Linked DNA regions of Homo sapiens: region 1 is linked to region 2. A link is a contact called in ENCODE Hi-C or POLR2A ChIA-PET data. All regions are on one chromosome and are shown on one strand. Each heading gives the region's core, a stretch centred on a gene start or an enhancer-like site at or near the end of the contact. The rest is flanking DNA. Distances are from core to core; before and after follow the strand shown. Region 1 overlaps NCK1 (NCK adaptor protein 1). Region 2 has its middle 32 kb from the start of SLC35G2.

Region 1 (4,295 bases), core at 1,630-4,129, 130 kb before region 2:
CTTTGGGTTAGAATCATAGAAGAATGCTGAGTTACAGCTAAAGTTTGTATAATTTTGTGAGATACTGCTAAATTCTGTATTCATAAACTATTTTTAAAAACTCCTAACAATATATCAGTGATTATTTCCCCACAGCCTTGCCAACAAACTATGTTGTCAATCTTTTGGATTTTTGCCAATCTAATAGGGGAGAAATAGTATTTCAGAGTTGTAATTTGTATTTCTCTTATTACAGTGATTTCTTTTCCCATATTTAAGGGACATTTACATTTGTTTTTCTGTGTAAAGTGCTTGTTCATATCTTTTCCCCATATCCTAGAATAATGACTCCAACTCCATCAAGTTCCTTACCTGAAAAGGCTCCACATGGCCAGAATTTACCGTTTGTTCCAGCCAAAACCTGGTGATAGGCAGATGGTCACCTGAACCCCCATTTAGAGCAGTTACCTTAGAAAGCTTGAAATTATAAATCCTTTCTCTGTCCCTTTGTGACTTAAATCTTCTACCATCAAGAACTATCTTCCCAAGGACCTGAGAACTACCTCTTTGGAATGCAAACAATCAAAAAGATAACTTTCACTTTTGTTCCCAGTCCCTGGCGAGAGGGTAAGGGCCAAACATTGGTGGGCCTAATTTGTACCACCACCTCCTGTCATAAATAATAAGTTTGTTTCTCTTCCAGATAAATGCCAATAACAAACCCAGATGGCCTACTCACATGGACCACCTATTGCCCTTAAAAACCACTCAGTGGCCGGGCGCGGTGGCTCACGCCTGTAATCCCAGCACTTTGGGAGGCCGAGGCAGGCAGATCACGAGGTCAGGAAACTAAGACCATCCTGGCCAACATGGTGAAACCCCGTCTCTACTAAAATACAATAAAATTAGCTGGGCGTGGTGGTGCGTGCCTGTAGTCCCAGCTACTCAGGAGACTGAGGCAGGGGAATTGCTTGAGTCTGGGAGGCGGAGACTGCAGTGAGCTGAGATCACGCCACTGCACTCCAGCCTGGTGACAGAGACAGACTCCGTCTCAAAACAAAACAAAAAAACCATCTTTCTTTCCCTTAGCAGTGTCTTTCCCTTAGCATACTCAACCTTTAAAAAAGTCTCTTCCCCTTTTGTTTTGGCAAAAGTGAGTTGAGTTCACACTGGACACTCTTCCCTACTGCAATAGTTACTGAATAAAATCTGTCCTTACCATTTTAACTAGTGTCCAGTTTATCTTCGACATCTATAATTCTAGTTATGGACCAACACAAGTACTGGGCTCTCCCAAATTGGACATGCATAGAATATCCAAAGAAGCATCACAAAGGCACTAAGAAATGAAGTACAATATAAACACCACTCAAGCCCCACACATCCCTGCATAAAGCAAAGATGCAAATACCACAGCAAAAGTTTAGAAAATGAAACCAATATTGGAACTACTGCCCACAGTTCCTCCGCTTCCTAGATCCTATGTCTTACTTTTTCTTGCTTTACCCTTCATTTTGCTGGAGCACGTCCTCTAGTTGTTTCCTGAGTTAAAAATATATTGGAATTAAATTTTTTAGAATGCATATCTGAAAGTGATTTTGTTCTCTCATACATGACTGGTAGTTTGGCTATCTATATACAGGGGAGTTACTGTTTAATGGGTACAGAGTTTAAGTTTTGCAAGATGAAGATTATTCTGGAAATAGATGGTTGTACAACAATGTGAATGTACTTAATGCCAATATTTCTAGCCAGGTGAACCAGGAAGAGGAGTCATAAGGGATTAAGGTCCATCTTAACGACCTCATTTTACCTCAGTTACCTCTTTAAAGACACTATATCCAAATATAGTCACATTATGAACTACTGGGGGTTAGGACTTCAATGTGTGAATTTTTGAAGGGACAAAATTCAGTTCATAACATTTGTTTTTACCACAATTTTTTAGAAATTTAAAAATATGATTACAATCAACTATAAGGCCATTTATGTTTAATTCCCATATAGTATATAAGACTTAGATCAATTAATGTACTTACATGTTTGCTGTGTTAATTATGACAATAAATTCATTATGTTACACGTTTTCATAATTGGTGGTTTATATCTAATTGCTCATAATTTAGCAAGATTATTGCTCTTACGTTTGTAGTCACATAATGGCTTCTTTCTTTAGATAAAATGTAATAATCTTCAGATTATAGGATGATGATACTGATCTTGGATCAGTTTATTATAGTTCAGAGGGGTAATAAGTAATATTCTGTAATGCCTAACAAAATAATCATATAGACAGTAATGTCTTATATACCTAAGATATTTATAAGTTTGTCAAAGAAACAGAATTATAGTTGAGGTTTTTTTAAGAGCAAACTTTTTGCTTATCTTTCTTTATTCTCATTCCTTTGCTCTGTCTCCTAGTCTCCACTAACTACTCAATAAACATTTGTTGAGTGAATAAGTGAATGAATTGTGCTATGCACAGCACTTTTGCCTTTGTCATTATTTTGTGCCTTCTCATATTGGGGATGATTTCAAAGTGATATTTCCAAAAGTGGACAGAATTAGATGGAATTTTATTTGACCTACACTATTTTTTAAAAAAAAAGAAGAAAAACTTAATTTTTAAGTAGCCTTTATTTCTGACTAGCCTGTAATTTTTTGTTTTCCCAGTGGTGGGATCTGTTTCATTAGTTGTTTCATTAGTAAGAGTATTTACCAATTAAAATTACTTGATGAGATACTAGGGTTTAAAAAGCTGAAGAGAATAAAATCATCTTATGAATTGCCTTGTCTTTTTGCATTACTTACAGCATATCCAAGTTAGTTAATTGGGGACTTTCTCCCCCTTCATTGTTTACTGTGAGATCTGTACCCCAACCAAACTTCCGGACTTAGTCACTTGGGTATTGTTACTTAGCTGATTCTTATCAGAAGCAGGAAATTGTCAAGTTATGTGTTAAAGTACAACAGAATCTAAAACTGAACAAGAGATTTCCCTTTAGAATTTTATTTTATTGCTAGCTGGTTCCTTACATTTTCCTTAGGGTATAACTACTGACTTGCCAAAAAAGGTCATATTTATCATGACCTATATACACAGCCAACAGTACCCTTCCTCAGTTTACAAATTATACACAATATGACTGATTAAATGATTTGACAAACTTTGTGTCATTAATATATAGCTATACCTATAGAATTTATAAAAGTAGTTTGGGAAAGAACATGTTTTCAGGTGTTTTGTCTAGCATTATTCATGTATTTACATTAGCAGTTCTCTAAGAAAGGGTTACTAAAGTGGATCTCTTAAGGGGTCTACGGAGCCAAAACTATTTTCATAATACTAGGATGTTAATTTCCCTTTTCACTAGAGATTCCAGAGGCTACATGAAATTCAATTACATTGTCAGTATTTGTAAGATCTACAAAACTGTCAATATATATTGAGGAATGATACATAATAGATGGATAAAAATAGGGCCATATATTTTTTTGCTGTTTATTTTACATACAGTAAGATTTTCACTGTTTGTTGTGAATAAAATTTGACAAACATTTAAGAGTTATGTAATCACTGCCACAATCTAAATAAGAAAATAAGAACAGTTCTATCACTCCCCCTCAAGAAAAAAAAAAATTGCTTTATGCTTTGTATTCAAACCCATCCCCAACCATTAATTTGTGACAACTATTGATCTATTTTCTGTCCCTATGTAGTTTTGCCTTTTCCAGAATGTTTTATGCAGACGCTGAGTCTGGCTTTTCCAGTTAACATAATGCATTTGTTTCATTTGTGTTGTGTAAATCAGTAGTTCACTCCTTTTTAGTGCTGAGTAGTCCATTGTACGGACGAACCATCATTTATTTAATGAGAACTTTATAAATTTCAAGAAAAACTAAGTTAAACAAGAAAATAAATTTAATCATAGGAGGTGAGCCAGTAATGAACAATACTCACATGGTTACACGGTCATTAGTGAAAACACTGAATATATATCACTTTATCAAGACAATGAGGCCAAGAAAGGTTACATGAATGAATACAGTTGGCCCTCAGTATCTAAGGCAGGAGTGTCCAATCTTTTGGCTTTCCTGGGCCACAATGGAAGAATTGTCTTGGGCCACACATAAAATACACTAAACTAACGATAGCTGATGAGCTTAAAATAATCACCAAAAAATCTCATCATGTTTTAAGAACGTTTGTGAATTTGTGTTGGGCTGCATTCAAAGCCATCCTGGGCTGCATGCAGCCCGCAGGCCACAGGTTGGATAAGGTTAATCTAAGGGAAATCAGTGCCAGTTTCCTCCTC
Region 2 (3,774 bases), core at 615-3,114:
GAGATGGGGTGTCACCGTGTTAGCCAGGATGGTCTCGATCTCCTGACCTTGTGATGTGCCCGCCTTGGCCTCCCAAAGTGCTGGGATCACAGGCGTGACAAAATTTTAAGATGTTGAGCAAGCCAAACAAAGTTCTCCTGTGGTTGGATTTGGCCTTGCAGCTATAAATTTGCAACCTCTACTCTAAAACTTGAGCATTAATCTCTGAATTTCAATCATCTAGTACTAGAACAGGAAAAAGGGTGAGGCTACTAAGAAGCTGGAAACAGGCAAAAAGGTTTATAGGATCTGAGGGGTCATTAGTCCAATTTCTAATTGCATAGATAGGCAATCGGAGGCTTGGAGAGAAGAAATGCCCAAGGGCACACAGTTCCAGGCAACAGTAGCACTTGCAGTAAGAACAAGGAGACTCAGCTTACGGTGGCTCATGCCTGTAATCCCAGCCCTCTGGGAGGCCGAGGCAGGCAGATGGCCGAGGTCAGGAGTTTGAGACCAACCTGGCCAACATGGTGAAACTCCGTCTCTACTAAAAATACAAAAATTAACTGGGCATGGTGGCAGGTGCCTGTAATCCCAGCTACTCAGAAGGCTGAGGCAGGAGAATCGCTTGAACCCAGGAGGCTGAGATTGCAGTGAGCAGAGATCACGCCATCGCACTCTAGCCTGGGCAACAAAAGTGAGACTTCATCTCAAAGAAAAAAAAAGAATAAGGATACTCAGGCCAGGCATGGTGGCTCATGCCTGTAATCCCAACACTTTGGGAGACCGAGGTGGGAGGATCACTTGAGGCCAGGAGTTCAAGACCAGCCTAGGCAATATAGCAAGACTCTGTCTCCTCAAAACATTTAAAATAAAAGAGGCTCAAGCGGGCCTGACTGGCATTTGGTCTTCTTGCCTCAGTTCCCTCCTTTGTTTATTTGTTTCCATTCTCTAGTTTGTGGCTATGATTGGTACATATGTCCCCTACTGAACTTTGGATTATTCCTATTGGACCCCTGGGAGCTGTCCTGGCCTTCATCTGGAGTCTCTGCCCCAACCTCTTAGCCTGGAGCTGGTGCTGTTTCTGAGTCTGCTGGCACTGACCCCCTTGGGCTCCTCGCATGGGCCTGTCTGAGCTCCACATTGTGCTGAGTATGATACATACCTAGTATGGGACAAAAATAATGCTTGATCTCAGTGTGCCATAGTCCTGTGTTCCATCCAGTAAACACACTGCTTCCTAGGATTAATGTCTCCCTGCAGAAAGGAAAAGCAAGTTGGAATGTCATTTTGTGTGTGTGAACTGTAAAATGAGTTTGAGTACATTTCAAATTTGCTCTTTCTTGCCCTTTTTTTGCCATCTAATAGTCATGGCCAACTCATCCATTAGGTACAGCTAGCACAGTATCTAGGGACCGAGATACTTTTAAGGGCCTGCAGAATGTTTTAATTTTAATTTCTTTTAAAATCAGAATAAATAAAAATAAATAAATAATAATAAACATATAAAAAGAATCCAGTGTACTTAAAGCCACTGAACTGTATGGTTAAAAATGGTTAAAATGGGAAATGTTATGTATATTTTACCACAATAAAAAAAAAGAAACCAGCATGGATTATATTCATCTTTATACCAATGCAGTTATAAAATATAATTTTTAATATTTATTATGGAGGGAAGGGCCCACAGATTCAAAACTGCCCAAAGCTCATGAATGTTATCATTTGGCCCTGTTAGTAGTTGGTTAATTCATATCAAGGAGAAGTTTTGTATTTATGGACCAAATCATATGGACTGCACTTCTCTCACTTCTTCGTGGCCTAACCAGGAAGGTTACACAGCATGACCCAGATTCCTACCACGTGCCACCTGGTGACAGCTACACAGACTGTTCAGGGGAGATGCTGAGTACAGTGGTTCTGAGAGACTTGTTAGTTTTGGTCTCTGCACAGCAGGTCCTGCCTTATTTAGCACAGTGAAGCTAGACACTCTGAGGTAGTCAATTTTACTCCAAAGGGCATTTCTCATGCTTCTCTTTATTAACAAATCTCTCTCTCTTTGGACTACCAAAACAGTCTTCTGGCAGATCTCCCTGACTTGGCTTTTCTCCTACCCAAACCAGAATTATCTTTGCAAACATATATCTCCCTGGAATAAAGTTATTTAATGACTTCCAACATTTTCATTATTTCAGAAAGCTTGATAGAAATCCCGCTTTAACTCATGAGAGTGCTTTTAAAAGTAACTAAAAAACTGCTTTAGTTTGTGCTAGAATTATACCAGCATGGTTACTACAATTAATAAATTTTGAGGACACAAATTAATTATTTTCCAGACGCATAGTTTGTGTTGCAATGAGGTCTTACACCCATGGATCCTTGGGAGAAAGATCATGAATGGATCCTTGGAAGTGAAAAAGTATGGAGATCCCTAGAAATGTCTCAGCTGTCTGCCTGACCATTCTGGGAGGACAGTATCACTCTGGTCAAAGAGAAATTACTGACTAGCTGACTATGGTACAGAAGGTGGGGGAAGATGAAGAAACATCACATTAAAATTCAGTGCAAAGTGAAAGCTTGTCTTGAGCAAGGGTGAATGACTCAGCAAGAAATTGTTTACAGGATTTTAGTTTCTGCTCTCTGCAATTCTTATATTAAATAAAAAGCGGATTTTCATTATCTACTTGAAGTAATTCCATTACTCACCAGATAACAAATAAGCAACAAACACACTTCCTAGGATATTTTTTTAATCCTAAAGTGAAAGCAGTGCTTAGAATCACAAATGCTTGGCATGTATGGTCATTAACAAAAATTTGGTCTTTGGCAGAGTGAAAGCTTTGGTTTTTAAGTTCAGTTCCGCTTGTTTATCGTTGTAGTGCATAGTTATCATTCCACATTCCTACATTCAATCCCCTTTCTTCTGGTAACAGTCATACACACACACACACACACACACACACACACACACACACTCTTTCACACGCACAAATTTTCTTGGGAAAAAAATATTTTTTTTCCACATTTGGAATATCCTTCAAGACTCCCATAGGCTTTGGAGGGCACCAAGTCCTGTGCTCTCTGCTACTACTCCTTTGAATATCAGAGTGATCACATGTTCCATTCAAAACAAAATCGGGCAGGGCGCAGTGGCTCACTCCTGTAATTCCCAGCACTTCGGGAGGCTGAGGCAGGCAGATCACTTGAGGTCAGGCATTCGAGACCAGTCTGGCCAACACAGTGAAATCCCATCTCTTTTTTTGTATCTAAAAAACTACAAAAATTAGCCAGGTGTGGTGGCATGCGTCTGTAGTCCCAGTTATTCAGGAGGCTGAGACAAGAGAATTGCTTGAACCTGGGAGGCAGAGGTTGCAGTGAGCCAAGATCGTGCCACTGCTCTCCAGCCTGGGCAACAGAGTAAAACTCTGTCACACACACACACAAAAATAAATAAATAAAATAAAATAAGTTTATCATGACTGTAATCCCAGCACATTGGGAAGCACAGGCAGGCAGATCACTTGAGGTCAGAAGTTTGAGACCAACCTGGCCAACATGGTGAAACCCCATCTCCACTAAAAATACAAAAATTTGCTTGGCATGGTGGCGGGCACCTGTAATCCCAGCTACTAACTAGGGAGGCTAAGGCAGGAGAATCACTGCCTTAGATGGAGGTTGAGGTTGCAGTGAGCCAAGATCATGCCACTACACTTCAGCCTGGGTAACAGAATGAGACTCCATCTCAAAAAAGAAAAAGAAAAAAAGAAAAAAGAAATTGAGACAGGATGACAGGAT

What was found. Hi-C counts contacts between places; a loop is a spot of excess contacts on that map. ChIA-PET counts read pairs that join two places held with the same protein, here RNA polymerase II (POLR2A). Pooled maps may share reads with other maps.
Region 1: a pooled map shows a loop between it and region 2 (4-fold over the local background). The contact joins two enhancer-like sites. A Hi-C loop is called at or near these places in 3 of 50 pooled maps. POLR2A ChIA-PET finds 5 or more read pairs at or near these places in 4 of 52 experiments (A673, HCT116, Panc1 and 1 more).

The regions. Positions count from the first base shown.
Region 1 is chr3:136,918,540-136,922,834 of GRCh38, reverse strand. All of the region lies in intron 1 of NCK1 (NCK adaptor protein 1), which reads right to left. Among named protein-coding and RNA genes, the nearest start is that of IL20RB, 37 kb to the left of the region's middle. Within about 2 kb of position 2,879, at least 5 of the 41 ENCODE cell types and tissues checked have a DNase peak (open chromatin) inside an H3K27ac peak, as active enhancers do; they include A673, where a contact is called at or near this core.
Region 2 is chr3:136,785,726-136,789,499 of GRCh38, reverse strand. No RefSeq gene overlaps it. Among named protein-coding and RNA genes, the nearest start is that of SLC35G2, 32 kb to the left of the region's middle. Within about 2 kb of position 1,864, at least 11 of the 41 ENCODE cell types and tissues checked have a DNase peak (open chromatin) inside an H3K27ac peak, as active enhancers do; they include A673, where a contact is called at or near this core.